Linked DNA regions of Homo sapiens: all the other regions are linked to region 3. The links are chromatin loops, found by intact Hi-C in ENCODE. Cell type or tissue: OCI-LY7. All regions are shown on one strand. Region 1 overlaps ACOXL (acyl-CoA oxidase like). Region 2 has its middle 64 kb from the start of MIR4771-2. Region 3 overlaps ACOXL (acyl-CoA oxidase like).

Region 1 (8,000 bases), 110 kb after region 3:
TGTCTGCCTTTGGTGACCCTGGTGGGAGTACTATCACAACCTAAGGGTGATAAAGGAAGCACTCGATGCTCCAAGGCATGTGTGTGCATGTCTGTGTGCGTGTGCATGTGTGTGTGTGTCTGTTTGCATGTGTGGGGAGGGTGTGCCCTGCCCTTCAGGCTGTGCAGCATGGGCTGGCAGCAACTTCTGAGGGGAAGAAGAGAGGGGGAAGAAGAGATTTGCAGGCACACAGTGGGTAGAGGATATGATTAGCATTGTTGGTACAATTTCCAGGCATCTTCTGCCTGTACCTCTTTGTGATCGTCCAGGCAGAACCTACCACATCTCCATGAAGGAGGCAGGATGTGGAGGTTCCACACCAGGTGGACTTGGGGATTCAAACTCAGGCCTCTGACTCCCAGCAGAAGACTTTTCCCCAAAGTGTGTCACCAACACCACCCAGGGTGCTGGGATGGTTCCCTAGGGCTCAGAGCCTTGATTCAGCCCCAGCCCCCAAGGAGGGTGTTTGTTTGCTCTCCACCAGCAGGGGGATAAAGTGCTGTTTGGAGAGTGTCAGGGCTGGAAGGGCAGGCCATGCTCATGGAAAATTTCCCTATTTAAGTAATGACTGAGTAGGTTTATGGAAGAGCATTAAGGAGACTTCAGGTGCAGGGATGATGTGGCAGAGGCCATTGAGGGCCACCACCTGGCAGAGATCTGGAAAGCTCTTGCTTAACCCAAGGGAGAGGTGGCCCTTCTCAAGCAGAGGGACCAGTTTCTATTTTCTCCCTTGAAAACAAGAAGGAGACAGTGGCCCCTGTCCTCTGGCATGGGGTCAAGGATGCAGAGATTACTGCTCTGCTCAGCCTAGCACCCCACCTCCACCTTCCCTGGAATCTGTCCCACCTGATGGCCAGCAGATGGCCCTGGGGAGGAAGCTACCAACTCTTGCTTTAAGAAACTGTCCCAGTTGAGAGAATTGACCTACCCCATGGGACTTGTCTTGTTTGAAAGGAAACCTTTGAGAGTCTTCTTTTAAATCACATGTCTTCTGTGATGAGTGTAGGTAGGAAAAAAGGAAACATTAGGTGTTGGAGGCAAAACTGCTCATATGGAGGAAAATCGTTTCATCTTTTATACTTCTTACATCTTTTTTGTATACCTGAAAGCAAGTGTAGAAGAAAAAAACTGATTCTGCCAGTTGGCAACAGTTATTCCTGACCTTAAAACTAGTCTTGATGTGGAGGAGACATCAGTGTGCAATGCTATAGATGACATATTGCTTAAACGCTTCCTCATTTAACTGTCATAGCCCCTAAAATGGGTGTTACTAATTTTGTTTTAGAGATAAGGGCACTAATGCTCAGAGAGGTTGAGGAGTTTGTCCGAGGCCACATAGCCATTCAATAAAGACTGTGTTCTTTCTAGTGTATTAGGAATCTCTGCTGACCTGGGCAGAGCTGTGAATATGAGATACGATTTGAGAAAATGCACCAAACAAATCAAAAAGCAACTTTACAGGAGAAGATACAAGGATGTACCTGATTGCTTGTCAAAGAAATAAAAATATATGATATGTACTGTGAAATGCAGTAATTTCCCTTTACCCAATGCTTCACTTTCTGTGGTTTCAGTTACCTGTGGTCAATTTTGTTCTGAAAATATTAAATGGAAAATTTCAGAAACAATTTATTAGTTTTAAATTGTGTGCCATCCTGAGTAATGTTGTGTCCGGAGTTGGTTTCTGCTGGTGGGTTTGTGGTCTCTCTGACTTCAAGAATGAAGCCGCGGACCTTCGCAGTGAGTGTTACAGCTCTTAAAGATGGCTTGGACCCAAAGAGTGAGCAGTAGCAAGGTTTATTGTGAAGAGCAAAAGGACAAAGTTTCCACAGGGTGGAAGGGGACCCCAGCGGGTTGCCGCTGCTGGCTGGGGTGGCCAGCTTTTATTCCCTTATTTGACCTCTCTGATGTTCTGTTTCTGTCCTATCAGAATGCCCTTTTTTCAATCCTCCCTGTGATTGGCTACTTTTAGGATTCTGCTGATTGGTGCATTTTACAGAGCGTTGATTGGCGCATTTTACAAAGCACTGATTGGTGCATTTTACAATCCTCTTGCTAGCTACAGAGCGCTGATTGGTGCATTTTACAATCCGAGCTACAGAATGCTAATTGGTGCATTTTACAATCCTCTCCTAAGACAGAAAAGTTCTCCAAGTCCCCACTCGACCCAGGAAATCCAGCTGGCTTCACCTCTCAATATGATGAAATCTGAAGCCATCCTGCTCCATCCCATCCTGAATGGAATCCTCCCCTTGTCCAGGTTACCCACCCGTTAGTCACTTAGTAGCTGTCTCAGTGATCAGATGGCTTGTCATGGTGTCACAGTGCTTGTGTTTAAGTCATCTTTATTTGACTTCATATGTCCCCAAAACACAAGAGTCGTGATGCTGGCAATTGGGATATGCCAAAGAGAAGCCATAAAGTGTTTCCTTTAGGTAAAAAAGTGAAAGTTCTCGACTTCATAAGAAAAGAAAAGCAATCATATGCTGCGGTTGCTAAGATCTACAGAAAGAAGGAGTCTTCTACCTGTGAAATTGTGAAGAAGGAAAAAGAAATTTGTGCTAGTTTTGCTGTCACACCTCAAATTGTAAAAGGTACAGCCACAGGGGTGATAAGCACTTAATTAAGATGGAAATTAAATTTGTGGGTGGAAGACATGGACAGGAATATGTCTGGTTGGCAGTGGGGTTCAGTACTCTCCCTGGTTTTAAACATTTAGTGGAGTTTTGGAATGTATCCCCGGTACAGAAGGGGGACCTACTGTAAAAGCCAGAAGACCCTGTGTGCAAAGAGAATATACAATGTAAATCCCAACTCTTGTATGGGATTCCAAGGACATTGATTTTTCTAAGACTCAGATGATGCTGTTAAGACTCTCTGACAATTCTTTGTGCTTTGGAGTCTTATTCATTCTTCATTCATCAAACAGTTATTTCGTATCAGGTAGGATGCCTTTAGCTATGACCCTGGCTTAACTATTTTAGATAGGAAGTGGATTGTTTTCTCTCTTAATGATTCCTGAAGTGGGGCAGTTTCAGGGTGGTTATTTCAGGGGCTCCGTGACACCTCAAGGACCAGAGTGGCTTTGATCTTTCTTCTCTGCAACTCAACATGTCAGTTTTGTCTTTGACCGACTCACTCATGGTCACAATATGGCTGCTGAGGTTCTTGCTCTCACATATAGATGTAGAAGATTGAGAAAAGGGGGACCCGTGTTTTCCCATATGTCATTTTTTAGCAGCATGGAAACTTTTTTTCCGGAAACCCTTCAAGAGACTTTCCTTCATCTCTCATTGGCCAGATAAACCCATCCGTCCATTCCTAAGGCCATCAAAGGCAAGAAGCATTGGGGTGACTGTGATTGGGTTAGTTAGTGGCTCCATAGAGAAGAGTAGGTTACATGAGCAGACTTAGGACTTTATTACCAAGGATGGGAGGAAGAGGGTTTGGGCCAACAACTGGAAATCTTGCTACACGTTTAAAAAATATTTTTATTATGGAAAATTTTAAACACGAGGGAGAGTAGCATAGTGGATTCCCTATTATTTGTCTCTTAGTTTCTACAATTATCAACATTTTGACAGTTTTAGTTCACCCTATCCTCCCTTTTATCTCTGGCTAGAGTATTTTATTTATTTATTTATTTTTAACATAGTTTTTGTTGATTAATTGATTGATTGATTGATTGAGACAGGGCCTGGCTCTGTTGCCCAGGCTGGAGTTCGGTGGCCTGATCTCGGCTCACTGCAACCTCTGCTTCCCAGGCTCAAGCCATCCTCTCACCTCAGCCTCCCGAGCAGATGGAAGCATAGGCGTGTACCACCACGCCCAGCTCATTTTTGTATTTTTTGTAGAGACAGGATTTTGCCATGTTGCCCAGGCTGGTCTTGAACTCCTGGCCTCAAGCAATCCACCCACCTCGGCCTCCCAAAGTGCTGGGATTACAGATGTGAGCCACTGTGCCTGGATGCTGGCTAGGGTACCTTAAAGTGCATCTCAGATATATATCATTTTTTAGGTGCTCTGGACATATATCGAGTACCTGCTATCTGCCTAGTTACAGCCAAAGAAGATATCTGTTTCGGGGACAAGAAATTAGTGAAAACTCACTGGTATTAGCTACTTTTTGCTGCAAAAGACAAAATTCCCTGAAACAAAGGAAAAAGGCAATATCCAGGAAATGGAGTTTTCTCCAAAGCTTTTGTTTGTTCTGGCTGCATCTGACATCCTTTCGATGTTAGAGAACAGGTGTCCTGGGAAGTCCGGGTGGGGAACAGGGGATCCTTCCTACTCCCCGAGACAGACGTGGAGCTGAGTGGAAGTTCCGCATCTCGTTTGTCATTTCCCTTCTCACGCTGATGAGGCCAATGCTTTCTAAGAGTGGGTTTTGGTTGGGTGACACTTGTTTCTGCATGTTAATAGATTTCTGGGGTAAGATAAAGCTCGGTGATGTCACCTGCAGGTGTGTGAGCCTGTGGTAGCAGTCTGCTGCCTGACATTTGCTTCACAAGGCGTTGCTAGCCACATCTGTCCTCAGCTGTGAGAGTGTCTGTATGCACCAGCAGGCTGAACAGAGAGATGTTTGTAACCAGAACAGAGAGTCAGATGTAACAAGCTGACTCTGGGCTGCGTTGCAAACACATGTACTTTCCCTATGGCGTTAGCTGATTCGATTTAGTTATGGAACAAAATACAAATGTTATTTCTTTAAAATATCACGGTGCCAGGCAGAGTATATTTCCTTACACCTTTTTCTGAGTTTCTTAAGCCCACCTGTTTTATTACAGGTTTAAAAGACCCCTCTTCCTCTGTGTGTCTCAAACAGGAAGCCTGCCTTCTCATTTTCCTTCAGTTTTGAAATATTTAATCCTTTGAAGAGAGTTTGCATGCTTCGTGCGAGGCGGTACCTTTGTATATAACACAATAAAATTCGCCACTCATCTACATGCGTTTCTCCATTTCTATATGACAATTAAAGGTCAAATTGCAAAGTTGAATCAGTTATAGCTCTGCGTTTAGGATACGTTCAACCTGAGCTGATTTTATCTGCCTGGGCTTTGTAAAATGTTAGTATTTGCATAGTGAGTTTAAAAACAGAAACCTTTTGCATAACCATATTTGAAAAATCCAAAACAAAGAGAAAGAGAATGGACTGATGATATGAAAAGATGCCATTTGACCGGACGCTGTGTAGTCTGGGTGGCTTTTGTGGCAGTTGTGCTGCTTCTGAGCGTAGCTTTCTAGAGTGTGCGAGTGGTGGCTAGATGTGCTTTGTTTCGTGTGCTGTGCATTTCAGTGCTATGTGAGGATCCATCTGACCCCAATACATTTTATTTGACATGCACAGCTGGGTTGCTGGAGGATAGTTCAGGCCATTAACAAGAAGGCAAAAGAAAACACAGACAATCTATTCATCAGAACACTATGAAAGGGAGACTTATTGGGGCAAGCTCTGGCAAGAGCACACCTGGAGGAAGGAGAAGGAGGAAAACCAACTGGGTGCCTAGGGAGAAGGGCGGAGGAAATGCAGCTGCTGTTGACGGCAGCCGGCTGCATGGAGAGGGGCTTTGCCAGTGGTGAAACCCGATTCCATTTCCAACTTGTGGAATCGTATTTTAGGATGCTCTGCAAACAAGAGGGTTGGATGGCAGACATAAGGTCTTATTTGCTGAGGGGTCTTTGCTCACCAGGCGCTTGGCACCCCAGCAGGACCCCAGGCTAAGGAGTGTGATGCTCACCTTGCATCTGAGGGTGGCAACCAAGTTCCTGGCCTGTGGGATCAATGCTAGGACTCCCCAGGCATCCCTCAGACTCACCGAAGAGGGAAGAGAGGAGGCGGCTTCTAGAATCCTTGGAAAGCCATTTCCTTGCCCTTCTTCAGCCACAGAGATGCCCCAGTAACCTCAGCCCGGTTCTCACAACCTGCCTACTCCCAACCCTGTCTTTCCCTTCCTGCTTCCTATCTGTGACTTTGCAGCACTGGTTTCACATTTTGTGCTTTTATCCAGTATAAGATTTCCATTTGTGTGTGCTGTGGGGTTGTCGCCTAAATAGCCTTTTTGTTTTTGTTTTGAGGTGGAGTCTTGCTCTGTTGCCCAGGCTGGAGTGCAATGGTGCCATCTCAGCTCACTGCAACCTCTACCTCCTGGGATCAAGCAATTCTCCTGCCTCAGCCTCCCAAGTAGCTGGGACTACAGGCACCTGCCACCACACCTGGTTAACTTTTGTATTTTTAGTAGAGACGAGGTTTCACCATGTTGGCCAGGCTGGTCTTGAACTCCCGACCTCAAGTGATCCATTCGCCTTGGCCTCCCAAAGTGCTGGGATTACAGGATTACAGGCATGAGCCACCGCGCCCAGCCTTGAATAGCCATTTTCTAATCCTGTGTAGAGACCCAGGAAAAGGCTCCACCGCAGCTGCAGTAAGAGGCTGGGGTGTCTGTGCATCACCTTGGTCATTTGGACCTTTTCGGAGTGGCCACTCTGAGCCTGGCCTGGGCTGAGACATTGCTTGCTGTCCCCAACTTGCTTACTGGTCTTCGGGAAAAGATCAGTGTGTGTACTTAATTCACCACGATGAATCTTGGTGCAGAAGATGGAGTGCCTGGGGTACCCAAGAGCCTTCCTTTCTGGCCAGAACTCTATCCAGATCTTCAGTGCAGAGACCAGGAGCTTTGGAGAGAGAGACTCGAGTTCATGTCTAGGTGATCTGCTGCAAGTCAAGCACATGTGTAGAAGAGCACTCAGGAAGTGGCAGCCGGGCTTATCTGCATCTGGGGACCACAGAGGGAGCTGGTTGTTTAACACGGCCCCCTGTTATCCACTGGTTCCCCTGTTCTCACAGATCGGAGTCCTGCTGGAAGCGAGTGTTACTCTATTGAGCTGAAGTCCACAATAAATCCTACAAGAGCTTCTAGGAGTAACAAGGCATACGCCTGTAATCCCAGCTACTCGAGAGGCTGAGGCATGAGAAGAGCTGAGGCACGAGAGTCACCTGAACCCTGGAGGCGGAGGTTGCAGTGAGTCGAGATCATGCCACTGCACTCCTGCCTGGGCAACAGAGTGAGACCCTATCTCAACAACAACATCAACAATAACAACGGTTTTATTTCAGTATTGATTTTTACAGAATCCTGACTCCCAAATCAAACCAGTTTCCACACTCATCAGGCATTTTCAGAAACCTCTGACTTTCTTTTTGCTTGATTATAAAGCTCAATGTAAATTCTACATCATTAAAAAAAATACCAAAACAACAAAATCTTGACAAATACCACTTGACAAGACTGACTTACAGACAACCAGTACTAAAAACCCAAACCACTGGAAATGCATATGGCTTTTCCCGGTGGGACAGAAAATTCAGGTGCCCATTTAGTTAACTGAGCTCTGGGAAGGCCTGAATGAACACTGCTCCCTGGCTGCTTTCAGGGCTTTATTTGTCCTATTCCCCCCACTTCCCCTCACATAGGTTCTGCTTCTTGACCTGGAACGGAGAAACTCAAAATCTAACCCCGGCTATGTTGTTAAATGGTGAACCTTTAAATTCACACAGGGTAGTTGATGGGAATTTCAAAACACGGGGTTAAATTCTGCTCCTACAAAGATGGAACAAAAGCTCTCTGTCTTTTGGAGGTCGCTAATCCGGTGTTTGCACCTTATTGTCACTACGTAATGTCTGAAAAACTTGGAATTATTTCCAATTAGTGGGTTTCAGTGGATCTTGCTCTCTGAGCTGTTGACCCCTTGTGTTTGTTTAGCAGGATTTTCTCACCGGGCTGCACCTTGCCCAGCATTGTTTTGCTGTCAAAGCCTCTGAACGGCTCCGGGTGACCCCCGCAGAATTGTCCATGTAGTGTCGTGAGACTGGGGGAGCTGTTGTGAATTTTGTGATGACAGATGGCGGAAGCATAAAAGGCACCTCCACGGGCTTTGTGAAAGGGGATTTGCTCTCTCAGAAC
Region 2 (8,000 bases), 960 kb after region 3:
CAGCCTGGGCAACATGGCAAGACCCTGTCTCTACAAAAAAATACAAAAATTCACCGGGTGTGGTGGTGCACATCTGTAGTCCCAGCTACTCGGGAGGCTGAGGTGGGAGGATCGCTTGAACCTGGGAGACCGAGGCTGCAGTGAGCTATGATCACACCACACTGCACTCTAGCCCAGGCCACAGAGTGAGACCCTGTCTCAAAAAAAAAAAAAGAAAGAAAGAAAGAGAAAAGAGTAAATGCTTCTCTTCTGTTGGTAGTTCCTGAATGCCCCTGTCATCCCCATCTCCACTTCCCTAAGAACCTTCAGGCTCCGGGAAGCTTGACAGCAGCTCCTGTCACGATGCCTCATTTCATCCACTACCAGCCACAGATACATCCCTGTGAACCTGGCACAGTTTCCTGTATACGGTAGGCACTCAATTCATGCTAGTCAAATCAACAAACCTTAGGAGTGGCCTGTGTGGATTTTAGGACCCTTGTCCCCCTCTAATCCTGGATTCTCATTGTCCCTGCACAGACAACAAATGCCTCCTAGGCATTCAGAGGCTGAGCAGAGCCAACTCTGCCTCGGTGAGTAGTGAGCGTGGCCAGCAGGGCAGACATCCACCAGCCATCCTCACTCAGGCCCTTGGAAGCCTGTGGGCTCCCGGCACCTTCCCTGTGCCAGGAGCCCTGAGCCCTGGGCTTCCCCAGCCAGACAATAAGCCACCCTTGTCTCTTCACCATGGGCCTCTGCAAAGCACAGGCACTCCCCAAGTGTGGGAATTGCAGAGATGGAAGGAGTCTCTCATTTGCCTCAAGGGCAGTTGCGACTGGCGTGCGGCCTGTCCTGATGAAGTTTCACCCTTCTGGCGAGGACATGCTGGTGAGGACATCAATTTAGCCACAAGCCAACTTGCTTGGTCATTTATGACAGCTGGCTTTGCCCAGATGGCTCAGGGCTCACCTGCAGCCACTGTTAGGGGACCTACAAGGCACCAGCTTCAACTTCCCTTCACACAGGCAATTCACACCTCAGGGAGGCCCAGGGAAGGGCCCACGAACACCCTATCTGATATACATAAGGAATCGGAGGTGAGGATGTCTCCTGAAGTGACGGGTGATGCACTCTCAGGCTTTCCACCCTGGACTGCCTCTTCTTCAAAAAGAATAAAACAGATTAATCCAACAGATGAACTGTCTGCTGGGATCTGGGCATGTCCACAGTACTGGGGACACAGCAAGATACAGAGCAAAGTCTGCCTGCAGCGACTGCACTCGCCCACCTTTGCAACTGGTGCCTCCTGGAGAGCAGTTGGTTGCAGTGAGGTGCTGACCACCTCCCTCAGAAATGACTTCAGCAACAATCACCCCGAGTGTCTGACTCACCGGCTGCTCTGGTTCTTCCCTGCCAGCCGCAGTGGCACAGCAAGGCAGCAAATCTTTGGAGCTCTCGGCCATACAGGACAGAGCACAAGTACCCCATGATTTCCAGGAATTCCCACAGCCTTGGGGTCTGGTTTGGTGAAAGGGGATGGGGAAGGCTATGCCCTGAGCAATCACTATTCGGCATTACAGTCACCTGTGCTCCAAGCTGCAGAATACAGCCCCACTCCTGTTTTTGTTTTTTCTTTTAAAAAACACTTTGTTTTTCTCCACCCAATTTTCTTTTTAAAAATTTTTTTAAAGAAATTAAAAAAAAAAAAAAAAAAGAGCAGGCTGGGCGTGGTGGCTCATGTCTGTAATCCCAGCACTTTGGGAGGCCAAGGCAGGAGGATCACTTGAGCCAAGGAGTCAGAGATCAGCCTGGGCAACATAGTGTGACCCCATCTCTACAAAAAACTGAAAAATTAGCCGGCACATGCCTGTCGTTTCAGCTACTTGGGAGGCTGAGGTGGGAGAATCGCTTGAGCCCAGGAAGTCAATGCGGCGGTAAGTTGCTGCGTTCGTGCCGCTGCACTCCAGCCTGGGTGACAAGAGCAAGAAACTGTCTCAAAAAAAAGAGAAAAAAAAGAGTTCCTGGTCTGTTTTTCTGGCAGATCCCAGCCATGTCCAGGCCCAAGGCCCAGGACTCAAACTGGTGCCTCCATTTCCTTTGATCCCTGTGCAGAATTGCACAGACTTGCTTTGAGCCAGATTCCCATTTCTGATAGTCTTTGCAGAAAGCCTGAAACTCATCCTTTAAGGCCTAAGGACTTGAGGGAAGCCTTCAGCACCTGCAGCTGGGGAGGCAGGAGTTCTTGTCAGTCTCTTGGTACTGGTAACGGGCAGTGCACACGTTGACGTTAATGAGACTTAAAAAGCTGCAGCATCTGGCTGCCTGGCCAGGTGGAAAGAAAACCCACAGCAGCATGTGGACGAAGGCACTGCCTCTATTTCCCTCCAGAAAGCAACACAACTCAGGTGAGAGCTGCCGGCTCACCTGGCTACACATACAAAAGCAAAGCCAAGATCCAAGCACACACGCTTATTCCAAGGTGGAAGTTCATCTCCAAAGCTGTGCAGGAGGGTGCTAGGGGCTGGCGCAGTAAGTAAGCAATTCAAATTAATGAATTGGCTGATTGACTCCAAGTTCGATTTAAATTCACAACAACCAGGTTCTGTATTTGTGCTCAGGGATGCCCCATCCCTCTCACGGGACTGGCTTCCGGCTTCTTCCAGGGTTTGCTCCTTATTCCAGTTAGGTATTCAGTGTCGCCAAGCCAGGGCAGCCTCGTGACTACAGTGAGTTGCTAACAGCAGGGCAGCACTGTTTCAAACAGACACCCAAACACCTGTTTTTCTTGTTAAGTAAAAACAAGTTAATAGTCACAGCAAAACCATGAAAGAAAACCACAAGTGACCTAAGGATTTCTGACTCACCCCCAGCCTGGGTACTTTGTGATATTCCACCAAAAGCATCAGCCACCTGCAGCTGCCCTGAGAACTGCTGATCAGCAGTCCTTTTGTCTCTCCAAGTCAGGGTAATTACCCATGTGTGCCCTGCCCCCAGATGGCTCTTGCCTTCAGAAAAAAAGAACAGAGAAAAAAAAACGAAAACCACCTTCCCTCTAAGCCCAAGTGACTAAGAAAAGCTGGCAGGGACCCTCCCTCAGACCATAATGGTGGGAAACCTCTTGCAAAACAGTTTTCTCTGCAAGATAAACTGTCTGTTCCCAGCAGCCAAGTGCCACACCCGAGAGAGGGTGAGAGGTTTCCTTTAAGAAGCCTCCAGAAAACATCATGAACAGTTGCTCCCCTATGCACTAGGAATAACTGTGAAGAGTTACACCCTAATAAAGATTTTTTTGTTCTTTTTTTATTTTAAGTGTAGCCTCCAGGATAGGCCCAGCATCTGCACTATTCTAGAAACCAGTGCTATGGAGCTCCAGCTCAGCCTAGACCTGGTAACCTCCTATGGGCAGAGGGACGGCCACACACCAGGCCCTGTCCCTGTTTGATCACTTACTGTCACAAGTCTAGCTGTCCAAGGGGGCGCAGGGACCTGTCAGGCCTCATAGCCATTCTAGAAGAGGTGGCCCACGTGAAAGTTGTCATGCTCTGTGTCACATAGCTCAGGTCTTGTGGTCCCACCTGGAAGGAACTGGGACTGGGCTGCAAGCCAAGGCTGCCTTCTATAGGCTGAACCATGCACAAGCGGCAGTAGGCTATGAGTTGCCTGTTCCCAAATGGTACCCACTAGGCTGCCTTGCCAGGGACTGGGACCCTCTGACCCCACCAGAGTCTCCTTCTCAGCAAGGGCAGGCGAGGGGACAGCCCCACTTCATCTGCCCGCAATACCCTTGTGCCTCCTGAGCCTCCATCCACCTGCAAGTGCTGTGCCCTGTGCCCGGCTGGGCTCCCTATGAGCCCAGGGAACACCTCTGCCCTCTAAACGACCGCCAGTGGGCACAGTGTTCAGGCCATGCTGCCAAGGCAGCAGCTAGGAATTCAGGAATTCAGAGAAGATGCGAAGGACAGAAATATGAAGGGACTGCTGGGGCACCAAGGTGAGGAGGGACAGGGTTGCCAAACCCCATGTGTAGGAGCCACTGTGCATCCTGCCCGTGGGACAAGCACCACCTGAAGACGCAAGAAGACCTCCCTCAGTTCGAGGGAAAATATCTCCCCCAAAGGCCCCCATACATACTGAAAATCTCTTATGATAATCACCCCTAGTGATTCTAGGTCACTGCCTCTGCTCCTGGATTGCTCAATCTGTGGGACGAGGCACATGGAAGGTAACATTCATTTAGCAACTCCCAAGCTTTTCTTTTTTTTTTTAGACCGAATCTTGCTCTGTCACCCAGGCTGGAATGCAGTGGCACAGTCTCGGCTCACTACAACCTCCACCTCCTGGGTTCAAGCGATTCTCCTGCCTCAGCCTCCCAAGTAGCTGGGATTACAGGCGTGTGCCACCATGCACAGCTAATTTTTGTATTTTAGTAGAGACAGGGTTTCACCATGTTGGCCAGGCTGGTCTTGAACTCCTGGCCTCAAGTGATCCACCCACCTCAGCCTCATAAAGTGCTGGGATGACAGGCGTGACCCACCGTGCCCAGCCCTCCTAAGTTTTTCAGTACACTTCCAATATCAACTTTTCCATCAGTGATTCCAACCACTCAAAAGGTGGACAGCCTGTAAGCCCATTTTATAGATGAAGGATGTGATGATGAGTGAGATTAAGTAATGTCTGCAGAGCCACCGAAGCCCAGATTCAACCCCACGGACATCAGCCACGACAGCCCATGGCTCTGTGGTGTCACACACCTGCAGCAGGACACTGTTTCTCACATTTCTACTGGCACCTGGCACCGGGCAGATGCCAGCCTGGGGGACAAGGCACCTGGAGCGTCTAATGCTTGACCTTCTGCCCTGGTCCTGGGCCCTCAGCTGTCTTGGGAAGAGGTGGCAATGGATGCCTGGTAGAGGTTTTGACCCCTGGAGGGTGCTCTTTGGACACCTCCTGGGGTGACATTCGTCACTTCATTTCATTTCAGCATCACGAACATTGGCTGAGCGTATGGCTGGCTCCAGGCATCGTGTTTTTAGCTAAGACCTTTCTACAAATCTTTTTTATGGTTATTTAAAGAAATAAACCTAAATTTGAGGATCATTATGTTCTGCTTCACTGGCACTCAGAATCTACTTCACCCAGGAGCTCAGAACTCAGCAGTTAGCAAGAAAAGTAGCCTCTGAACCCGAACAAAAGAGAAACATTACTGCAGAAAGCCAATACTTCCTCTCAGGACACCCTAAGGACTGCCTTCCCAGAGTCTGTGTACTTACAATTACGTGTAAAGTGACAATTTTGATGTTCTTCAGAGAGAGAGTCCAGCCTGACCTGAGCACGCTTGGAACCTGCTGGCTGTTAACTGGGTACAGAGAAAAGTCAGAAGAAACGTCAGGAATTCAGGAGTCCACACACCTGCTGGATGTTACTGCTCACCACAGCTTGGGTGATAGGCATTGGGTCATTATGGTTCCCATCAGATCTGACACAGGTGCATTCTCAACACTCATTCATTCCCTTCCTCCGTTGTGGCCTACGGCTCTGTAAGCAACAAGTCAAATCTCAACCTCTCTCTTCATCTCATAAATCACAGAAAGAATGTGCAATGAATAAATGGCCTCCTCTCACCTCCACAGCCCCCAGCTGAGGTTGCTGGCAGTTGCTGGCAGCCTCAGGCATGTGTCTTTGGAAGAACTATTCTGGAAAACAATTTGGCAATCTGGGTTTCAGGCCTTTATAATAAAGGAATTTATATCCCTCCACCTGGCAATAACCCTTCTGGCAAACCATGGGAAGGAAGGAGTCAGAAACTTGGACTTCTTTTTAAAGATGTTCATTGAAGCTTTATATATAGTTGTAAAAAAACTGGCAACAGTGCATCTGTCCCACAATATGGGAACAGTTAAATAATTATGGCACTGCTATAAGATGGAATCTATTGTAGCAACTTCAAGATGGTGTTTTTCAAGACTATTTAATGATGCAGAAACATAGTTATATGATGCAAAGTGGAAAGCTATAGTACAAAATTTATACACAACGAATTCCAAAACAACAATAAAATTACACATATATGTGTATATACAGAGAACTGGGAAGAAATACAACAAAATGTCAAAAGTGGGTATCTCTGGATGGTGAGATTATGTTTCATTTTTATCTTCTCTTTGCCCCTCTATTATTTTCTATATGTTGACTTTATAATTTTAAAAAGCTACTGAAAAGAAATTTCTACCAAAAATTATAAGAAAAAAATGTTCCATAATAAATGGTTCAAAGTTTGCGTTTTTAGAAAATGTTCTATGTGGAATTTTAGTTAAACATGGCTGTAAAAATCAACAGCTCTTGTCCTGGTCTGGCTTTGCTCTTGCAGAGCTGAGCCTGGTGCCCAGTGCCAGCCTCTGGTTCCTGTTCCCAAGAGCAAAATGGGGCAGGGACCAAGGGCGAACAACAAAGGATTGCAGTAATTCTGGAAACTCAAAACAAAATGTCTCAGCACACCTGACTTAGGACAGCGTCTTTTGAGATTATTTTTTTAAACACTGTAATAAATGGGTTGCAGGAAAGGGTTATATAATTACTCTGTTTACACTGAGAGATTTAAAACAAAGAAAAAGTGTCAGGTATAAGCCACAGGATACATAAAGTTACTGACAGTTCATCCTCCCGGTGTGGAGCTTGAAGAAAGCAACAGCTTCCATCTCACAGGACATCTCTGACCACCTGGAACACTGGTTGAGGCTTCTGAAGCCCCATGGCTGCAGCAGAGGGGGCCAGAGACTGGACAGCATGTCCCTGATGGAGCAGCAAAGAGTGTGCTCTCTAGTAAGAAGCCCAGCAGCACTGCCAACATGTCCCTTACATGGGTGCTTTTGACTCTATTTTGACTCTACATAATCATCTGCATGCCCCTAGAGCCCCCCCACCTGGCTTCTTCCACTTGCCCTTCACGTGTTTAGATAAGGAAATTGCTTCTCCAATGCAGGCCAAGGAATTTGGCCTTAGACTTACGCATGCCCCAAATATCCTGACAAAGCAGTGCAAGAAAGCCCCTGTTGCTGATACAGAAGCCCCCAGGAAGGGTGTTCTGCACCCTCACTCCTGAGCTTCTGGAAGTAAGGGACATTTCTTTCTGTGGTCAGCCTGGGAGTCAACCCAAATCCACGGGAAGGGGCAGCATTCCAGCCGGCCTGGAAGCGTCCATCTATGGAGTGAGCTAGGCCATCACAGCTCAGGGAATCCTGAGGGAGACTGCTTAGAACTCCTGCCACTGCCAGGATAACGTGAAGGACTCCCTCAGCCTCTTCTGCTCTGCGGGCTGCAGGGTCTATAAAATATGTCTCTGCCCACTGCCTTTCCAGACATGGGGCTTGAAGGCAACTAAACCAGATCATGAGTGAAGCCTTCGAAGAGTGAAAAAGCTATGTAAATACAAGGGATTTTCATATTTTGAAAAGCTTTTTTCAAGCCACAGAAACGAATAAGTCTCCAGATATAGTCATTGGTGACTCTTACAGGTGGATGTAAGAAAGACTCTTACAGGTGGATGGAAGAGGTGGATGCTTCCTGCTCCAAACTGAGGAAGGGAGGGAATAACAGGAGCCATTCTGCTCCCTCCCAATGCTGGCCACTTTGCTCAGCCAAGGCCGGCTCCTCTAAAAGCAGAACCAGGGTGCCAGGCACAGAGGAAGGGAGGGGGCTGGGAGTCAGCTGGGCTAATGACAGCGGCCCAGGGGAGAGGGGAGGGGAGGGCCAGGACCCTGGTGGCTGCTGGGACATGGCAGGTTCCACGACAGGGAAGGATGCAGACACACTGCCCTGTGTTTCTCACCCACAGGGAACTTGCAACAATTTCAGTTGCAAGTTTACAGCGAGGTTTGGTTTTGAACTGAAGCTCTTCTGGATGCCATGTTTTGGAAGCTGGTGGTAGGGCCGAGCTCTGCGACTCTGCTGCCTGAGGCTTTCCCTCCTAAAGCAGGCCTCAGCAGAGGCTGCTAAGGCCAAGGTCAACAACATGCGCTTTGCAG
Region 3 (8,000 bases):
CTGGTGGTAATTTCTTTTGCTTCCTCATCAAGCACAGTATCAGTGAGGTAAGCACTTGTCCTTACTTCACGTCCCCTCCCTACATTACCTACAACCTTCTCCCACAGTTGACCAGTCACTTCACACTCCTCCCACACTTTGCCATAGGACCTATCTTGTAAACCCTGGAGGAAGCCATTCAGGCATAGCCACCGTCTGGCCACAGGAGTTGGTTCAGAAACAGTCATGTGACCTGACTGTAGTCAATGAAATAGGAGGGGAGGAGGTTTTTTGGTGTGCCGGCAAAAGACACTTCCTTGCTTACTTGCGAGATCTGTCAGAGGGGCATACTCTCTCATCTTGGAGAGGGTGGAGTTTGAGTATGAAGCTAGCCCTGGTGCAGCCATTTTGTCATTTTGAGGGAGACCACCTCTAGGATGAAGTGGCCCATGGAGGCAGAGTAGACAGACACTAAGTTCTAGGACACACTTGAGCCTCAGAATCAAACCTGCTCTGAAGCCTGCCCCAAGTTTGCCTTGCCAGTTCCCTGAGGTAGCAACTGCCCTTTACCGTTCAGGTTAATGCGAGTTGGTTTTCTGTTGCTTGCAACCCTAAGCACTGTTATTAGCATAAGTAGTTGCTCCTGTTTCAGTTGCAGAGTCAGAAATGCAGCTCACATTGGCCTCAGGTGTGGAGGCTGGAATCCAGGTGCTTGGGTGGCACTTTCAGGAATCCCCTGACCTGCTCTCTTCCTGTCCAGACAGGCCCTGTCCACCTCGTGGCCTTCAGAGCTATGGCACATGTGCAACAGCTCAGCAGCCAGGCAGGAAGAGAGGGACCCTTTTTGGTTTTCAGCCTGACCAACCCAGCTGGCCATTGCTCTTCCTTGCAGTGGTCACTGGGGCCAGGAGCAAGGATTGGCCCAGTCTAGTCAGTGTCTGCCCACACCAGAAGGTGGGGGGTCAACAACCAGCATCATGTAGTTTGGGCAGAGGGAGTGGGTGTCTGCAAGGGAAAATGGGTGATGTAGCTCGGGGAAGGGACAGCAGATGCTTTCCCTTAGTCTCTGGACCATTCTAGTGATTGAAGTAATGTCACAGAAGAGAGCCCGGGAAGCCACAGGTCAGGCATTTCTGCCTTAAATGGGAAGTTAGTGGGGGTTCTACTACCTTCCTTTTCTGTGACTTTGATCTGAAGATCAGCAATATTTTTGTTTTTCTGGGTAGACGCTTGCCGACTGATTCCAAATGAAAATATTACCCGTGCAAGGAACCAATGTCTGACTAAAGAGATGAAGTGTCATCAATACCCATTCCTCACTGCTTCTGAAAGTGGCTGCAATTCTGAGGAAACCTGGACTGGTTTTCTAGCTAAAGTCATTCTTACTGTGTCTTGAGAGTGCAGAACTTTGATCTGCACCATAGTCAGGGAAAGCAGCCACCTCTGCCCCTTTCTTTTCCTGCAAGGGGACTGGAGAGTCTCCTGTCACCTCCTGTTAGTGTGTATCATTTTTATTTTTCTTTACCCTGTTGCACTGAGTGTTGATAGTATCTCTTCTCTTTAAGTCTCTTCTCTGTATCCTCTACCTTACAACGTCAAGGCTGGCAAGATTTATACTCTGTTCTCACTCTACAAGTAAAGCTTTGCCCATGGGTTGAGACCAGGAGTTGAGAATGGTGCTTACCCAGATTACAGCTGTAGACAGATGTTGACTGCAGAGCTGAGCAGGGGACTCCGATTGCCGTCCTTCTCTTCATAACAATGCCTTTACGGAACATATGCAAACCTCTGTTTTTTTTCAACAGTGTCTATGGGCTTATTGTGAATGCTGCAGAAATCACTGAGACCCCCAGATCCCTGGCTGTTCTCTCTGCCCCTCCTGATAGCCATGGGAGAATATTGACTCAACCTTTCCTTTGTCCCTAAGTGATCTCAGACCCCAAGATCCAACTACAATTCAGATTGTAGTTGGCCCTTGAGGGAATCGCCATGTCCACCTTCCTACTTCCCATTTACTTGTAAATGGACAAGTAAGTGCATGAGTGGCTCCCAGATTCCAGCATGGGACCCGGCTCCTGGGCATGTTGCCTGCCTCCATGAGGGGGCTTCCTCCACATGTACGTCGAATGGATTTGTTGTTGAAGACGATGAGTTTGCACCGTAGACGCCTGCAGAATTGGTGCACAGTCACGCTCCACCATGAAGGAAATAATGTATACAGTGGTCTCTTTCCAAGACAAAGTGCCTTAAATTGACTTAGGTCAGCGAACTACCGAAGAAACAGGATATACTAGGCCCCTGCTTAAATAGCGGATGCCTGCTTGTCGGCCTCCCCCTTTCCCCCTCTTCTCCCCCCGCCCTTTAGTTGCCTTCACCTGAACCAAAAAAGTTTAGTCTAAGATGAAAGCTTACTAGTCTCCAAAATAGCTCACTTTATCTGTTCTTATCAGCCTGCCCAGCTACTTAGGTCATAAGTCAAATGTACTTGAAGAGCCCTGAGCTAACTAGGATTGCAATGTACTGTGGGCTGAAATAAAATGCAGCAAAAGAACCCTAAAAAAGACATCTAAAGCCCCTACCCAACAATCAGTTGGTGACATCCAGGAAGATTGTGACCCCATAGTACTCAACCTATGAGGAACTGGGGGAGGGACCTGCACACTAGGGGATGAATTGCTTGTTGAAACTGTGCTGGGTCTGCCTGCCTATCAGACGCCTGATCTTACAAGACTGTCATTAAAAGTCTCACTTTGGCTGTTTTCTGGGTCTCTGAGTCCATTCTTTGGGTTTGGATGGGTGAGTTTGTTTCTAACAACTAGAGACATCCTTTGGGTGACCAATTGCATCATATTTAAACGACAGCCAGAAACAAGGAGCCTGCAAGCCAGCAGACTCAGCCATCCCATGGGCAGAGTGCAGCCTCAGGAGGGAGTCAGGCCTGGTTATATCCATTGGCCACAGGACTGGGTGCATCCTCTGGTGTGTTTAACAGCTGGGGCTGCACACCCACTTTTGTTTTCTCAGCTAGCCTCTCGTGTGCCATTCTAGCCACAGTGTCTCCTAAATTCACACTATAAAAATAACCGTCCTCGTTTCAAGCAACAAATTTCATTTCTAAGCTGATCACTTTCCTGGAGGTTGGGACCCTGTGATGACCTGAGTCAATCAGACGTGCCCTGGGGCTGGGCAGTGGAGTGACCTACCTCAGAATCCTGGCAGGGGAGGAAGAGCCACCAGCAGTGTCTGCCAAAACCGACATACCTTTACCTAGTGAAGAAATGTTTTTGTGTTTTTTTTATGGCTTGTGTTGTTGTCTTAGGAGGTTATATCTGTTTGCATCTCTGCTCATGTGGTCCTGTTTCTCCCTTTACTTCCTGTCTGCTCCCTTCCAGCCCTTTCTACCTTACCACCTCCTCCCCATTCTCTCCTCCTGGGGGCCTCCTCTCTCTGCCCACATATGCCCCTCTTATTGGCATCTGCAGAGGAATATGGTTCTCACTCTGTCTTCTTGCCACCCCTGCAGCTCATCCTGACAGTAAGTACAGGTAGTTGCTGCACTAAAGGTTTTCTTCTGCAGAAAACAACCATGCCATCCATCCCCTGTGAGGCGGCAGAGCCCTGGCCACGTGGGGCTTAGTGATAATGTGAAAAATTTCTCTCCCTGTCTTGGTGGGACACTCCTGCTCCTCTGTCTTCTATGCTAGAGTCTGAGCTCTCTGAGGAGAGGAATGGGCCAAGGTATCTTGGATTCTTCCTACTTAGCGTGGTGCAGGTGCCTAATGAAAACTTAAGTAAGGAGGCAAGGAAACAAGGAAAGATGGGAGAAAGGAAGGCTGGAGAGGGAGTGTCCCTTTTCCTCACTGCACTCCGTGGAGTGCCCAGGATGCAGGGGGGTGGATTGGAAGTGCCTATCAGGCTTTATCTCTGGTGCAGGGGATCTTTTCTTCCTCTGCCTCCCTTTTTCTATCTCCTGAGTCTTTCTTCCCTGCTACCTTTGTAGACTTTGCCAATTAGCAGCTGTACATTTCCCCGGCTGAGTGACTTCACAACTGAAATTAAACCACAGTACTTAGAAAGCCCTGTCTTCGCATTTTCTCAGTCTCCCTTGCTGGTTCAGAGCTTGCAGTGTTTGCCAGTTACCACAAGATGATTAAACAGTTTCTGTTTCCATTCACCATCAATTCATCAGGCTGTGCAGGTGGCTCCTGGGAGTGGGGTGAATGCTTTGGCGGTAGGAGGTTGAGCTGTGGGTGCAGCTGCGGTGTTTATGCAGCTGTGGTGTTTACTAGAAGGCAGATGGTTTCTTTGCTCTCCGCCTTTGGGGATTTGTTCTTCATGCCCACCTGTCATTTGTGTGACTGCTTGGCCGTGGTTTCACCTTGTTGGTGTTGGACATAAAGCATTTTTTATTCTTGCCGTTTTCAACAAGAAGAGAATGCTGTAGGGAATTATCACAGGCTGAATCGGAGGTGTTTCTGGAAGCAAACTTGCAAAAGGGACCAGGAAAAAGGGGCAGGTTATTAAAGCAGGAGCATGCTGTGAAAGCAGCTTGATTTTGAAGTTCGTGTTGATGCTTAATTCCAGAATGTCTGTGCTACCTGGAATCATTCTGTGGTCGAAGGGTGGACACCTAGGGTGTCCCTGGTCATGATGGCATTCAAATTTGGTATCTGAAGATGTGTTTTCCACTAGATCAAAATTGATTTTTGATTTAGATTTTGAGAAAACCATGCACAAAGACTGTTTTTAAAAATGTTTCAGCTTTTTGTTTTCATTTTTAATGCACAAAGGTCATTTTGTTGTTTGTGTTGCCTTGGCTATTCCTTCTTTTTAAAATAAACTTTTTATTTTGCAATAATTTTCAGTGTATAGAAAAGTTACAAAGCATAGTACAGAGATTTGCCATATATCCTCCCCTGTTGTTAACATCTTACACAACCATAGCACATTTGTCAAAACGAAGACAGCAGCATTGACAGGCCGGACAGGGTGGCTCACGCCTGTAATCTCAGCACTTTGGGAGGCTGAGGCCGGTGGATCACTGGAGGTCAGGAGTTCGAGAGCAGCTTGGCCAACATGGCGAAACCCTGTCTCTACTAAAAATACAAAAACATTAGCTGGGCACGGTGGCGGGCACTTGTCATCCCAGCTAATCTGGAGGCTGAGGCAAGAGGATAATTTGAACTAGGGAGGTGGAGGTTGCAGTGAGCCGAGATCGCGCCACTGCACTCCAGCCTGGGTGACAGAGGGAGACTGCATCTCAGAAAAACAAAGCAGCATCTATTAAACTCTAGACTTGGTTTGTATTTCTTTAGTTTTCCCACTGGTGGTCGATTTCTGCTCCAGGGTCCTATCCAGGATGCCACACTGTGTTTTGCTGTCACACGTCCTCAGGGTCCCCTGGTCTGTGACAGTTCCTCTGTCTTTCATGCTTTCCATGACCTGGCTGTTTTGAAGAGTACTGGTCAGGTGTTTGTCAAATGTCTCTCAATTTGGGTTTGTCTGTGTTTTCCGTATGACTAGACTGGAATTATGGGTGTTGGGAAGAATATCCTGAGCATCACATCGTATTAGTGAGTACATTCCATCGACATGGCTTATCCCTGGTGATGTTTGTAGTGCTTGTCAGGTTTCTCCACTGTACAGTTACCTTTTCCTTCTCTGGAAACTAGTCATTCAATCTGTCCAACATTCAAGTTGGGTGAGTGGGTAGGTGGGGCTAGTTAAGCTCCATTTTCTGGAGGAGAGAGTATCTACACAAATTATTTCTTATAGGAGGTTGATCTCTTTCCCCCATGTATTTATTTATTAAATCATTTACTTATATCAGTATAGACTAACATGTTTATTTTATATTTTGGGTTACAATCTAACAGCACATTTTTGTTGCTCAAATTGTTCCAGCTTTGGCCATTGGGAGTTTCGGGCTCATCTTATATTTTCCCTGCCCCTGTCCTAGAATCAGCCATTTATCCAAGGAGCCCTAGTTTCTTTTATTTGAGAACGGTATTTAGAAACCAACTTTTGTGCACAAAGTTCTTACTTAAGAAAACAATGGCCCTACCATAATTCCATTTCTGATCATCTACTTTTTTCCACTACTATATATATACATATATATACATTACATATTATACATATTATATATAAACATATACATATTATATATAAACAAATACACATATATTTGTGTGTGTATGTGTATGGGTGTGTGTGTGTATATATATATATATGTATAATTTTTTTTTTGAGACAGGATCTTGCTCTGTTGCTCAGGCTGGAGTGCAGTGGCACAATCCTGGCTCAGTGCAGCCTTGACCTTCCAGGCTCAAGTGGTCCTCCCACTGCAACCTCCTGAGTAGCTGAGACTACAGGTGCCCCACTAATTTTTGTATTTTTTGTAGAGATGGGGCTTCGCCATGTTGCCCAGGCTGATCTTGAACTCCTCAGCTCAAACGATTCGCCTGCCTTGGCCTCCCAAAGTTCTGGGATTACAAGTGTGAGCCACCATGCCTGGCCCCAACACTTTATATTTAAAAATTTAGACATGCGGCTGGGCGCGGTGGCTCACGCCTGTAATCCCAGCACTTTGGGAGGCCGAGGCAGGCGGATCATGAGGTCAGGAGATTGAGACCATCCTGGCTAACATGGTGAAACCCCATCTCTACTAAAAAAATACAAAAAAATTAGCCAGGCATTGTAGCGGGTGCCTGTAGTCCCAGCTACTTGGGAGGCTGAGGCAGGAGAATGGCGTGAACCTGGGAGGCGGAGCTTGCAGTGAGCCGAGATCGTGCCACTGCACTCCAGCCTGGGCGAGAGCGAGACTCCGTCTCAAAAAAAAAAAAAAAAAAAAAAAAATTTAGACATGCACAAAAATGGGAAGACCTTGACATTGAGGATCTTTATATCCACTACCTAGATTCTGGCATTAACATGCTACTATACTTGCTTTATCACGTATTTGCCCATCTATTGATCTCTCTATTCACCATATCCCATTTTTGGGTTTTTGGGTGCATTTCAAAATTACTAACATAAATATTCTTCCCCCTAAATAACTCAGTGTGCATACTGCTAAGAAGACTTCAATACATGCCAGATCTTTTTCATTTGCTGTAGAACTTCATACAATGAAATGCAAAAATCTTAAGTGTACATTCTCAGGGCTTTGCCAAATATATACACCTATGTAACCCAACCCCTATCAAAATACATAGAACATTATCATCGCCCCAAAAAGTTCTCTTATACCCTTGCCAGTCAACCCTTGCCTCCACCCTCCTGGAGGTAACCACGGTTGTGTGTGTTTTTCACCCCAGTATTGGTTAGTTTTGTCTGTTTTAGAACTTATTATCAGAATCACACAATTTGTTGACTCAACATATTTTAGTGGTATATTAATTCAATTTAATCTTGTATAACGATGAAAATGAATGAACCACAACTACAACAGATACTAAAGATGACTCTTAATTAGCCATTGCTAAGTGAAAGAAGCCAGACACAAAAGAATACATAGTAGATAATCCCATTTCTTTTCTTTCTTTCTTTCTTCTTCTTTTTTTTTTTTTTTTCCAGATGGAGTCTTGCTCTGTCTCGCCCAGGCTGGAGTGCAATGGCACGATCTTGGCTCACTTCAGCCTCTGCCTCCTGGGTTCAAGCAAGTCTCCCTAGCTGGGACTACAGGCATGTGCCACCACACCTGGCTAATTTTGTATTTTTAGTAGAGACAGGGTTTCACCATATTGGCCAGGCTGGTCTTGAACTCATGACCTCAGGTTATCCATCTGCCTTGGCCTCTCAAAGTGCTGGGATTACAGATGTGAGCCACCGCACCTGGCCTATTTCTTTAATATTCAAAATACAAAAAATACGTTGGGCATGTTGGTGTACTTATAGTCCCAACTACTTGGGAGGCTGAGGAAGGAGGATCGCTTGAGGCCTGGAGTTCAAGACAAGCCTGGGCAACATAATGAGACCCTGTCTCAAAATAAATAAATAAAAGAAGTAAAAAATAATTT

What was found. A loop is a pair of places that touch in the nucleus more often than their neighbours do. Peaks named below come from ENCODE experiments on the same cell type or tissue, not always from the same donor. Only the 100,000 strongest peaks of a DNase experiment are listed, where the experiment ranks them.
Region 1: a loop joins it to region 3, with 10 times the contacts of the local background. A loop is called at or near these places in 2 of 110 quality-filtered maps.
Region 2: it touches region 3 in a loop (10-fold over the local background); 2 of 110 quality-filtered maps call a loop at or near these places.

The regions. Positions count from the first base shown.
Region 1 is chr2:110,854,018-110,862,017 of GRCh38, forward strand. The region is part of intron 10 of ACOXL (acyl-CoA oxidase like); the gene reads left to right. Among named protein-coding and RNA genes, the nearest start is that of ACOXL, 130 kb to the left of the region's middle. RefSeq lists an enhancer at 5,237-5,754. In OCI-LY7, CTCF peaks have their summits at 622 and 864 (motif pointing right); DNase peaks (open chromatin) are centred at 934 and 4,534; H3K4me3 peaks cover 1,786 bases; H3K27ac peaks cover 496 bases.
Region 2 is chr2:111,703,132-111,711,131 of GRCh38, forward strand. No RefSeq gene overlaps it. Among named protein-coding and RNA genes, the nearest start is that of MIR4771-2, 64 kb to the right of the region's middle. RefSeq lists enhancers at 2,119-2,904, 2,905-3,688 and a silencer at 2,741-3,035. In OCI-LY7, a CTCF peak has its summit at 3,633; DNase peaks (open chromatin) are centred at 960, 2,270, 2,860 and 3,520; H3K4me3 peaks cover 3,817 bases; H3K27ac peaks cover 5,484 bases.
Region 3 is chr2:110,744,487-110,752,486 of GRCh38, forward strand. The region is part of intron 1 of ACOXL (acyl-CoA oxidase like); the gene reads left to right. Among named protein-coding and RNA genes, the nearest start is that of ACOXL, 16 kb to the left of the region's middle. RefSeq lists an enhancer at 3,999-4,258. In OCI-LY7, no CTCF peak of the experiment used is centred here; a DNase peak (open chromatin) is centred at 4,175; H3K4me3 peaks cover 632 bases.